Linked DNA regions of Homo sapiens: region 2 is linked to region 1. Evidence: chromatin contacts called from ENCODE Hi-C data. All regions are on one chromosome and are shown on one strand. The core of a region is the stretch at or near the end of the contact, and the rest is flanking DNA. Distances in the headings are between cores, read along the strand shown.

Region 1 (6,368 bases), core at 1,685-4,184:
GCAGAAGACAAGTAGCCCCTTCTCCGTGGATTGCAATCCAAGGCAGCCCAAGGAAACAAGGCAGTCCGTTATTTCCTCCTGGGGCACCCGTATGGGGAGGGTGAAGGAGAAACTAGCAAAAGAGCCATACAGAATTAGCACCCGAAGCAACACTTACCCATAAACATTTGCACATTTCGCCTCCTGTCCGTCAACTTGGACTGATCTGCGGCTCCCAGCGGAGGCGGCGAGAAGGCGACGGGAGGCTGGGGTTTCTGGACGGTCTTTGGGCAGGACTTGAGGAGCCGCTGTTTCTCTTGCCTAATGTCGTCGATTACTAGCAGGCGCAACAGCACATGGTATATGGAGAGGCTGTGCACATAGGTTACTCTAGTGTCTCCCGCTCCCACACCTCCTGGCCCTGTTGCTCCAGCTTCCCACCCCCATCCCACAACACACCCCCTGCTTTAAATGGGCAGCTGACGGTAAGGTTCTCTAAATTTCTCTTCTGGGGCAAACTCATCCTCAAGATTCCCCAGTTGAAGTCCAGAAACAAACCCACACACCCTTGTTAAAAAAACTTTAATGTGATTTTAAAGGAATCTCTGGAATGGCGTGTGTTTGAACGCAGTGCGGCAGACTGGATCTCTGCCGTCCCCCATCCCCAACCTCCAATTAAGGTATATACGGCCAGTTGGATGATCCACTGTGCTTTTATTTTAAATCATGATGGACAGATTGCGTGAAAAACAAGGAATTCCAAAGAATTTCCTGCTCTGGGAAGAGAAGTTAAATCTATATTTAACAACATTTGAAGCTGTCAAGAATGCTTTGTGGTTGGATAACAGAGGCAGAAAAATGTTAAAAACGCAGGCTACTGCTATACCCAAATATGGAAATATTGTTACGTCTGGTGTCTGATTCACCATCTGGAAATACTTACAACCATGAAGTCAAATAGAAAAGACGCCACAACAGAAGCCAGGAACCCTCCTCTCCATTCTCTCTCTAGTTCAACCAGTACTGTCCCTGCACCCCTCCTCCCCCCTCCCGCCCCCCGTCACTTCATTAAGAAGGAAACAATAATGAAATGATAAGGCAGGAAAAACAGTGTTTTGTAAATAATAATTGATGTATTAACCTGTGTACGTGTTGGGCCCACACTTTCCTCACTGTATTTGCATAACACCTGACAATCCATTGTCTTGAAAAGTCTCCCACCCCTAACCCTCTAACAGAGCTTTAGAGATCCCACTCCCTCTAGCAAATGCTGCTTCCATTTATGAAAGGGCACTTTGGAATGAATGAAACTGAACTCCTTCCTGCAAGAATTCTCTTCACTGGAGTGTGTTTTCATCCTGACAGATTCTCATTGTGCTTATCAGGAAAGTCAGCATTAGCACTAAGGGCCTTTTCAAGCAAGACTGCTAAATTATGAAGTCTGAATAGCCTTAAACATTAAAAAGGATAAGTAGTTATCCTAGAGCATATGAGTCTTACATGATAATTTTTATTAAAATTATGCAAAAAGTTTTTGAAACTTGCAGGGAAAGTTTATCAATCACACTAATGGTATTGGTGATGTTCAAGTAAATTGTCTTGTGGTGGGGTCTTCTACTGAGTGTGTTGCAAGTAGAACGGGATCTTAAAATCTGCTGACATTTTTACTGCAAAATATTACATCCTAAATCTCTTTTCTGTACTTGGAGAGAAGGGCATTGCAATTCATTTAAAATGGGAGGCTTCCAGTGGTCCCTAGGAAAGGAGTTAAAAACCCCACAAAATGTCCAGCTTGAAGGAGTCTGCTTTTCCCAGAGATTCATAGGGCACAATGGTCCTGGAATCTGGTTTGGCCTTGCGGTCTTTGCAGGTGATGATTTCAGGCCACTCCACGGTGGTCTCCTGCACTTCTGGCTGGCTGCTTGGTTAGCATAGCCTCCTGCCCGCGGAGGGAGGCGGGAAGGGCTTACCCCGTCTCCTGCATCCGTGAGGAAGTATAAGTCAGCCTCCCGGAGAACTCCCCGCGTTCGTTTCCTCTCGGACTTCCAACCCAGGCAGTGGGCTGGAACTAAAGTGGGAACCTCCAAAAACAAACAAGTACAACATACCCAAAAGAGGGAAGGGCTGGAGGAGTGGGGGAGACCTCTGCCTGGGAATTTGCCAGACGATGGGCAAGTTTCCCCCCGCCCCACCCCCCCCCCGCCTTTTCATTCATAAATGCCACTGTGGGTATTAATTTGCAATTCACTGAACTTTGCTAATAAACATCATGCCAAAGCTTTGGGACTTGTTCCGAACACGCCTCTTTGAAGTCCACAAATATTCCTGACTCAGAGACACACTCCTCTTCCCCGTTCTACTCTTTCAACAGATAACTTGCCTCTCACCTTCGCTGTAAAAAAGCAAACAGCTCACTGCCTTCCCGGGTGAGGGCTTCAGTGGCTGCCCGGTCAACTCGCATCACCAAACAAAACGACTTTTGTTCCTCCCTCTCAGGTCCTCCCACCCACCCAGTCCAGGCAAAGTTCTGAACTGGCCCCCCTCGCCCCTCACGACCCTCCAACTACCATCACCACCATCACGCCCCAAAGAACCCTTCCCAACATAAGTCGTAATTTAAGGTGGAAAAAACGAACTGTTTTCTTGACGGGTCTGGGACACACACACACACACACACACACACACACACACCCCCCGAACTGTTTTCTTGACGGGTCTGGGAGACAGACACACACACAGACACACACACACACACACACACACACACACACACACACACACACACACACACACAAAGGTGCAATGGAGCCAGGGGAGGCGCTTGGCAGCAGCCCGCGCCAACCAGCATTCCTGAGATGTTTGAGAATTCTGGAACGCGCAGACAGAGCCGACGTCACTGCAACACGCGGCGCCTCCGCCGGCCCGTATAAAAGGCGGGCTCCGGGGCGCCTGGGCAGACCGCGAGCGAGAGCGCCCCCGAGCAGCGCCCGCGCCCTCCGCGCCTTCTCCGCCGGGACCTCGAGCGAAAGACGCCCGCCCGCCGCCCAGCCCTCGCCTCCCTGCCCACCGGGCCCACCGCGCCGCCACCCCGACCCCGCTGCGCACGGCCTGTCCGCTGCACACCAGCTTGTTGGCGTCTTCGTCGCCGCGCTCGCCCCGGGCTACTCCTGCGCGCCACAATGAGCTCCCGCATCGCCAGGGCGCTCGCCTTAGTCGTCACCCTTCTCCACTTGACCAGGCTGGTGAGTTGGACTCTCCTTTTGCCACCTATTCCCCGTCCGCTCTCCAGCCCCTTCCCCTGGTCCCAGATTGCCCACGGCAGGAAAAGTTAAAAAGTTCGCGATCGTTTGCGGGTAGCCGTTTCTTTAAGCACTCTCCCCCTCCCCCCGAAGACGTGTCGGGACCTCTTGGTGGGAGCAGCCTTCCGAGGTGGCCGGGCTGGACGAGATCAGAGGCTCCCCGTCGATAGGGTCGGAGACCCCCGTCCCTCACTGCGGCAGCCGCGGCGCCCCTCCTGCGCACCGCGCCGAGTCTCACGCGTATCTTCTCCCCCTTCCAGGCGCTCTCCACCTGCCCCGCTGCCTGCCACTGCCCCCTGGAGGCGCCCAAGTGCGCGCCGGGAGTCGGGCTGGTCCGGGACGGCTGCGGCTGCTGTAAGGTCTGCGCCAAGCAGCTCAACGAGGACTGCAGCAAAACGCAGCCCTGCGACCACACCAAGGGGCTGGAATGCAACTTCGGCGCCAGCTCCACCGCTCTGAAGGGGATCTGCAGAGGTAAGATGCTTGTGGTTTGGCCCCTTTAAAAAAAATACTAGTCCCCATAGTCCAGAAGTTTAGTAATTCTGAGACCATGTATGGTGATGCTTTGTTGTTGGTAGCTTGGCAGAAAGGCACATGATTTCAGCAGTCTGGAATGCAATTCAGTGTGTCTGGGCCCAACGAAAGCGCATACGGAAAAGTGATTCCTGACTAACTTATTGTTCTGGTCTGGAGTCTCCGGGGAATTGTAGGGAACTTTACCATAAATTGAATTTAACAGCAGAAAATATGTATGAGTTTCAGGCGGTGGTTTGGAATCTTAACTTTATCCCCTTCTACCTTTCTCTTTTGGTGATCTTTGCAGCTCAGTCAGAGGGCAGACCCTGTGAATATAACTCCAGAATCTACCAAAACGGGGAAAGTTTCCAGCCCAACTGTAAACATCAGTGCACATGTATTGATGGCGCCGTGGGCTGCATTCCTCTGTGTCCCCAAGAACTATCTCTCCCCAACTTGGGCTGTCCCAACCCTCGGCTGGTCAAAGTTACCGGGCAGTGCTGCGAGGAGTGGGTCTGTGACGAGGATAGTATCAAGGACCCCATGGAGGACCAGGACGGCCTCCTTGGCAAGGAGCTGGGATTCGATGCCTCCGAGGTGGAGTTGACGAGAAACAATGAATTGATTGCAGTTGGAAAAGGCAGCTCACTGAAGCGGCTCCCTGGTAAGTGGAGACTGAGCACTTCAGACACTGTACTGAGATGCATTTCTGGTCTAAATCTTTGTAGAAATGAGTGCTTGAGCCTGTTTGTGTCGGTATGCCTCTGAGAAGTCTTCCCTCTTATATGTCTCTAGTTTTTGGAATGGAGCCTCGCATCCTATACAACCCTTTACAAGGCCAGAAATGTATTGTTCAAACAACTTCATGGTCCCAGTGCTCAAAGACCTGTGGAACTGGTATCTCCACACGAGTTACCAATGACAACCCTGAGTGCCGCCTTGTGAAAGAAACCCGGATTTGTGAGGTGCGGCCTTGTGGACAGCCAGTGTACAGCAGCCTGAAAGTAAGTTCCTTCAGGGACGTGTAGACTGTTGCCTGGCAGGTGGGTGGGATGTGAACATCTTTTTGAAGAAAGAGAAATATCACCCCTAACTTTCCTTCTCTCCTTTCTCTTACAGAAGGGCAAGAAATGCAGCAAGACCAAGAAATCCCCCGAACCAGTCAGGTTTACTTACGCTGGATGTTTGAGTGTGAAGAAATACCGGCCCAAGTACTGCGGTTCCTGCGTGGACGGCCGATGCTGCACGCCCCAGCTGACCAGGACTGTGAAGATGCGGTTCCGCTGCGAAGATGGGGAGACATTTTCCAAGAACGTCATGATGATCCAGTCCTGCAAATGCAACTACAACTGCCCGCATGCCAATGAAGCAGCGTTTCCCTTCTACAGGCTGTTCAATGACATTCACAAATTTAGGGACTAAATGCTACCTGGGTTTCCAGGGCACACCTAGACAAACAAGGGAGAAGAGTGTCAGAATCAGAATCATGGAGAAAATGGGCGGGGGTGGTGTGGGTGATGGGACTCATTGTAGAAAGGAAGCCTTGCTCATTCTTGAGGAGCATTAAGGTATTTCGAAACTGCCAAGGGTGCTGGTGCGGATGGACACTAATGCAGCCACGATTGGAGAATACTTTGCTTCATAGTATTGGAGCACATGTTACTGCTTCATTTTGGAGCTTGTGGAGTTGATGACTTTCTGTTTTCTGTTTGTAAATTATTTGCTAAGCATATTTTCTCTAGGCTTTTTTCCTTTTGGGGTTCTACAGTCGTAAAAGAGATAATAAGATTAGTTGGACAGTTTAAAGCTTTTATTCGTCCTTTGACAAAAGTAAATGGGAGGGCATTCCATCCCTTCCTGAAGGGGGACACTCCATGAGTGTCTGTGAGAGGCAGCTATCTGCACTCTAAACTGCAAACAGAAATCAGGTGTTTTAAGACTGAATGTTTTATTTATCAAAATGTAGCTTTTGGGGAGGGAGGGGAAATGTAATACTGGAATAATTTGTAAATGATTTTAATTTTATATTCAGTGAAAAGATTTTATTTATGGAATTAACCATTTAATAAAGAAATATTTACCTAATATCTGAGTGTATGCCATTCGGTATTTTTAGAGGTGCTCCAAAGTCATTAGGAACAACCTAGCTCACGTACTCAATTATTCAAACAGGACTTATTGGGATACAGCAGTGAATTAAGCTATTAAAATAAGATAATGATTGCTTTTATACCTTCAGTAGAGAAAAGTCTTTGCATATAAAGTAATGTTTAAAAAACATGTATTGAACACGACATTGTATGAAGCACAATAAAGATTCTGAAGCTAAATTTGTGATTTAAGAAAACAGCGCTTCATGTTCATCAGAATATAAAGCCTAAGGGTCTCCATCACTCTGTGAGATGGCTATAATAATTTATTATTTTAATCACCAGGTTAGTGGGCATGCCACTTTAGTAGAGTAGAGAAACCCTTTAATGAAAAGGGGTAGTCCATAACTCAGGCTGCCCACATCCAGACCCATGGGCAAGATTGAATATAATTAATGTATTCTAAAGACTTGCTTGTTTATAA
Region 2 (6,368 bases), core at 3,140-5,639, 1.1 Mb before region 1:
AGTGGTGCGATCTCGGCTCACTGCAACCTCCGCCTCGGTTCAAGCGATTCTCCTGCCTCAGCCTCCTGAGTAGCTGGGACTACAGGCGCACGTCACCACGCCCAGCTAGTTTTTCTATTTTTAGTAGAGACGGGGTTTCACCGTGTTGGCCAGGATGGTCTCTCTCTCTTGACCTCGTGATCCGCCCACCTCGGCCTCCCAAAGTGCTGAGATTACAGGTGTGAGCCACCACGCCCAGCCTAGTGAGCTCTTAATACTTAAAACTAGTGCTTGCAAATAAGACTGATTTAATTAAGTATGTTTTCTTTTGCTTGGTTACTAGAAGCATCAGATGACTGAGTACAAACAGTAGAATTATGTTGATTTTTGCAAAGCGTAGCACATCTTGCTTATTAATAATAGGCTGTTCAAGTGCAAACCTGAGGGTACTTAACATCTTATTAAAAACATTAAGGGTTAAACAAAAAGCAATAACATTCTAGCAAACTATTACTTTGTCTTGAAAGCAGTATTACTGGAAAAATGCTACTGTGAATGAACATAATGTGGGATAACTAGCACATAATTTAGAAAAGCCAACACTAAGAATGCATTCAGTATACTGATCCTCAAATTTATCAGACCCTTATACTGTCTTGCATTTAAACTAAAACAAATTAAAAGAGGCATGCATTCATTCACTTAGACATCTACTATTTCTATATATTCTGCTAAGGTGATGTAGGATATAAACAAAATAACCATAAAGCCATTGAAGTTCCTTAAGTCCTGTTTGGGTGGCTCTGTATATGTATATTAACACTTAAATCATATTTAAGGCAATAGTTTCTTAAAGGCAGGCTGCTCAGAAAAACTGTTAAATTGAAGTTTGCTAGCAGCCTTTCAGTCACGTGACACTGGGCAGAAATCTGTCACTGTCTAGTTTAATAACATTAACGGACCCGTTCAGACGTGGAACATGAATGACTAAAACATGCCCCAAATGCATCTAATATCTGAAGTCTTGAACTGAGATTTAAAAAGTGGGAGAAATACTCATTTATTTTATTCTCAGTCTTTATCCGCAAGGAGGCTGGGAGCAGGTGTCCAGTCCATCCAGCTGGATATGTGGCCTCAGGGAATTAATAGCATCACAAATGCTCTCTATACCAAGAACCCCTGCAGATTACAGCTGTACCTCCAACCTAATAATTCTTCATCCTAAGATGAATCTAAACGCTTATCGAATCTATTTGTGTGTTTTGCTTATACAGCAGTCCAGAGTAATGAGTTCCATAGGTTTATTAGCTCCTATGTAAAAGAAGTATTTTTACAAATGACTACACCCCCTCATCCCCCGCCTTCCAAAAGAAGTGTAGCTAAAGTAGGGGAACAATGGTGTCATTTTTCACCAAATATTGTAATAGTGTTTAGTGTTTTCATTCATATTAACCAGCAGGAAGCATAAAGAGTACCTGTTAATTTTCTGTTTAAAGTGTAGGTGGGGTCCAATGTAACTCGCTTTCACAATTTTCAAGCACCACTATGTGCCGCATATACTTACAGGCACTAAGAATACATAAGAACAGCCAGAGCCCTGTTGTTATGGAGCTAACAGTTCAGAGAAAATGACAGACAAGGTGCTCTGTAGTAAAATGAATAATCTTTTAGATGGTGACTGGGTGCCCACCTAAGGGAAGGTGTCTGAGGTGACATTGAAGCTGAGATCTCAATGACAAGAGATCCAGCCAAATAACCATCAGTGAGAAACAGCATTCCAAACAGTGAGGAAAGCTGAGACAAAGACTCTAAAACTGGAACAAGCTGCTAGCCCCTAAGGCACTGTAACAATCACCATCCAGGAGGTTGAAACCCTGTAATCCTGGCCTATTAGTGCCCCTTCTCACTCTCAAAAATGTCCTGACCTACCTATGACAGTTTGTCAAGCACTTATGGTAAGTTCTATCAATTGTACTCACACATAAAGGTTAAAAGTAAGATTGTGCTAGTTTAAAAATCTCACAAAAAAATCACCTAGCCCAGTCATTGATAAAACAGATACACAACGTTAAACCACATTTAGCAACATGTCTAAAGAAAAGCTCATTAAAAAGTACAAAAGGGGATGCTCCCCTTCTTGCTACAGCCTTAACATCAGGCAATAACTCCAAAACCAAATCATGTCTGGTGCCTTTAATGATCCCGACCAGAACCAGAAGTCTACTGAAGATTTAGGTAGGATCAGTTTTGGGGAATTAGGGGAGCAGCAGCTAGGGTTTTCAAAGTAAAGCTCTTGGAGTATTTTAGCCTGAGAACCTCATGTCATTTTCTTTGGAGACTAAAGATGTACAATTTATTGCTTTCACTATCCCACCCCCATTTTTTTTTCTTGGTCCATCCTATCTATGATAAAGGCACACCTGAATGACATTTAATGGTTACGAAATAAATGATTTCGAGTTTCAGAGCCAAATCCAGCCAAGACTGACTAGAAACCACTGTGATGAGGTAAGAATTGGGAGAGTAGAGAAATGGATTCCAAACTGCAGTGAGGTCTACAGCATTTCAAGGACTGGACGTGAGGGGGATCCCACACCAAGACGAATGAGAATTCCCTTCCCTTCTGAGTTGACCACAACTGAGTAAGCTAGGTCCCTGACATTTCTAGTTAACAAAACTAAATGGGAGACTCTCTCTCAGGAGGATCCTGCACCAAGACGAATGAGAATTTCCCTTCCCTTCTGAGGTGACCACAACTGAGTAAGCTAGGTCTCTGACACTTCTAGTTAAGAAAGCTTAGAGACCCTCTCAGTTCACAAAACATTTCGGCAAGTAATAAAGACTAGCCTGATGAGTATAAAATCAAATCATCTTAGGAACTGGCTGCTTTTAACAGGGCACATGATTTACATTCTTGTTTCTTTTTTTAACTGCAGAAGTGTTTCACATGTAGCCTGACCTATTGTACCAGAAAGAAGCCAATCCATTTAGGACTGTAAAAATCAGGAAATACTTAGAACAGCACTTGAATGTCAAGTTATTCTATCAACACAGACAAAAGGCTTTTTCTCCCAAAGTACCCCAAGACAAGGCCAATACTAACCAGACGCCAAAATAAGACCAATAATTACCCACAATAATCATTTTCTCCGGCATGCGGACCAGTCGATATCCCCAAGGTCAAATATGAGCAAACTGTGCCATAGGTATGAAATGCACGCTTTGTTCGAGGTTGTACGGGGCACTGACCGGAACTTTACACTCCAGGATCGTTTCGAAAAATGCTTATTCAATCCACAGTTTAAGTTATGCAATAATTCGCTTAAAAGTATGTGTTCAACGGACAAGAGAAGTTGAAGGTAAGAATTTAATACTAAAGGAAGTAGGTTTGGGAAAGATCAAATGGGAGAAAAGTCTGCTCTGAATCAAAAGTCGGAAAATACCCTGTCCGATGAGAAACAGGAGGCTGGCAAAGTGGGAAAGGAAGGGTGCGGACAGCGCGCGGAGGCGCAGCTGTTGGTGAGACCAGCCGAGAAGGCTGCCAAGGGAGGTAGAGACGGAGGAGGACCGGAATGTCGGCCACGGTTCAACCCAGGGGCCAGCCCGCCTCGGAAAGTCCTGGGGCGGAAGGGCGAACTAATCGTCCCCCTAAAACACAGCGTAGACCCACGCGGCGCCTGCTCTAAAGCTGGCCGCTCCCCGATCGCCGCCGCTGAGCGCGCGTCCTCTCCAGGGGAAGCGAGGGCCGGCGCGTGTCCCGCCCGCCCCCGCCAGCTGGGCCGCCGGATCCCACCCGCCGCCGCCGCCTTCCTCCCGCCTCGGCCGCCCGCCCCCGCTCACTTTTACGCGGTTGAGTCCGGCCTCCAGCCGGAGCTGTTGAACCACTTTCTTCATAGCGGCGACGCTGGAGGAGCCAGACATGGTGCACGCGACGGCCGGGCCGATTCGTGGGTCGGTGGGTCGTGGGCCGTGGGTCGGCGGGGCCAGACAACTCAGCGGCGCGCGGCGGGGGCGGGGCTCCGAACTTTGTCTCTAAGTTTCCGGTTCTGTGCTCAGCGGCTCCACCCTCGGTGCGCATGCGCGCCTTGCCAGCCCTCTGTTCCAGCTCCACACCCGGCCCCGAGCGCGAGCCTGGAGGAGGGGGAGGAGAAGGGGCGGAGCAGTCGGTGGGCGCGGCGGCTGCTGGAGGCTAGCGCGACCCGACTCTTAAGTTTTCTTTTCCTCTCCAGAGGGGCCGATTAGGGAGAGGTAAGGAGAGAGCTTACCGTTAGCCGCGAAGAACTAAGAGGGGGTCTGAAGAGGACCAGGGAGGGAAGGCAGAGCTTGTGGGAGTTTCTAAAAGGCCCGGCGGCGGGTGACCAGGAGGTCTCAGTTTTCCTCCCAGTTTGTGGGAAGGGTTGAGGGAAGTGAGGGGAGATACTGGGTGAGGCGTAGGAGCTACTGTGCACCCGGCGTGAGTCACCCGCACACCCCCGCCCCGTACAGGCGTGTCTCTCTGTGACCCGAGTTTGGCCAACAGGCATTTTCAGTTCCACCCCCAACCCCCAGCCCCGCTGACCCGAGGCGGAGAGCAGGCGCGGAGGTCGCTGTCGCGTACCCAGCGGAGCCGGGCGGGCGGGGAGCAGGGGCGCTGATTCGCTGGAGAAGGGATCTTCTCGAGGTTTGACTTTACTGGCTTCTTAGCTCTTGAATCGGTTTTTCTGAAGGAGATTGTGAAGAAGCCAAGGTGCTGGCTGAAGATTACACCTGTCTGCTCGGTTACCCATTTACTCTGGAGAATTAATGCTTATTGTACTTTTTAAAATAAAACTTATTTTTGTGTTTCCGGAAAGTTTGCTCTTTAGTATTTCCGTTGTAATTTATTACCTCCTGCTTGAAATTGAGTACCAAAGGAGTTTTTAGGAGAGAGGGTAGGGTCTAACCAAACAAAATAGGCTCAGCCAGTAGGTCTTTCTTTCATCCACGGAAATATGTGTGTTATGTCACAGCACTAAGGGCAGATGTTTCCTATTTCTTTTCGGGTAGTCAATCTCCGAATGCGCTGATGTTTTCCATTAATGTTAATAATTTTATCATTAATGGATTTCAAATTTTTTATTAGGGAAGCATGTGTAATTGCACTGGTCAACAAAATCTAATTTATTTACTCAACAGTTTATATCAGTTCGCAAAAATGTACATCGTAAGTTTAGCATTTTACTTAATTCATACGGATGTAATGATTGGGGTTAAAACCAGGGTTTGAATTCTGGCTCTGCTACTTACGGTATTCTTGGGCAAGCCACTTAAGTTACTGAGGCTTTATTTCCTTATTTCAAAGTAAATTATACAGCTTCGTAGAGTTGTTTTTCGGAATGAAATGACATTATATGTAAAAAGAATGTGAAAGCTATCTCAATAAATATTGTCTTTTCCCAAAAGGTATTGTAATTATTTCACCTTTGGTGCTTTGTTGACTGTATAATGCTAAAACGTCATTCATACTTTACAGATTTGTAAGATTAAACACAAGTATCTATTCAAAGAATGATCTGTTTTACAGTAGTTGTAAAATATATCACTGAACTCTTAGAACCGTGGTATGTTAATGCTGGAAGAGATTTTAGGGAATATATGGTCCAATAATTACTTCTGTGAGGGAGACTGTTGAGGAATAAGCAGTGTTTTAGGCCGAAACAGTTTCAGAAAAAAAAAAAATTGTTGCTTTTTTATTAACTGCTGCATTGGGAAACCACAGACTGGAGTGCTGTCTCAAACACCAGGTGTTATTTTTTTGTAGCGTGTGTTTAAAGATTCTATTTAGGATACAAAAGAAAAATAAAACATTGAGGCCTGGTATGGTGGCTCACGCCTGTAATCCCAGCACTTTAGCAGGCTGAGGCGAGCAGATCACGAGGTCAAGAGATCGAGACCATCCTGGCCAACGTGGGGAAACCGTCTCTACTAAAAAATACAAAAATTAGCTGGGCGTGGTGGTGCGCGCCACCCAGGAGTCCCAGCTGCCCAGGAGGCTTGATGCAGGAGATTCGCTTGAACCTGGGAGGCAGAGGTTGCAGTGAGCCGAGATGGCACCACTGCACTCCAGCCTGGCGACAGAGTGAGACTCCGTCTCAAAAAAAAAAAAACAAAACCATTGAGATAACTTTAAGTTCAGTTGCATCTGAAGTGATTACCAGTAAATATAGTTTATGAACTATCTGTATCTCTTAAACTTTTGTTTAGATGTTCTTTGACCTTCCACAATGATCTAAGACATTTCAAACATGTTACCAACTGTACAGACATAGATGCTCACTGTTCAGTTGGTTGAAGACTGGCCTGTTGTCACCAAGAGGATTCTTTTAGCAATAAATGCCAAGAAAAGACCACCAAGTAATCTGTCACTTTAT

The links. Hi-C counts contacts between places; a loop is a spot of excess contacts on that map. Pooled maps may share reads with other maps.
Region 2: a map of ascending aorta shows a loop between it and region 1 (7-fold over the local background). The contact joins the promoter of GNG5 here to the promoter of CCN1 in region 1. A Hi-C loop is called at or near these places in 2 of 168 maps with a recorded cell type or tissue (ascending aorta and gastrocnemius medialis) and 7 of 50 pooled maps.

What each region holds. Positions count from the first base shown.
Region 1 is chr1:85,577,827-85,584,194 of GRCh38, forward strand. It overlaps CCN1 (cellular communication network factor 1), which reads left to right and starts at 2,935. Exons shown (of 5, transcript NM_001554.5): 1 at 2,935-3,221; 2 at 3,539-3,752; 3 at 4,102-4,458; 4 at 4,590-4,798; 5 at 4,914-6,124. The coding sequence starts at 3,159. The coding sequence ends at 5,216. It also overlaps a transcript of DDAH1 not described here. RefSeq lists enhancers at 44-103, 2,503-3,025, 2,756-2,805, 4,072-4,593 and silencers at 2,916-3,045, 3,476-3,535, 3,546-3,595, 3,606-3,655.
Region 2 is chr1:84,502,192-84,508,559 of GRCh38, forward strand. GNG5 (G protein subunit gamma 5) reads right to left here and starts at 4,390. Exons shown (of 4, transcript NM_005274.3): 1 at 4,245-4,390; 2 at 3,820-4,110. The coding sequence starts at 3,900. It overlaps SPATA1 (spermatogenesis associated 1), which reads left to right and starts at 4,195. Exons shown (of 14, transcript NM_001397487.1): 1 at 4,195-4,227. RefSeq lists an enhancer at 1,491-1,996 and silencers at 3,656-3,785, 4,036-4,115.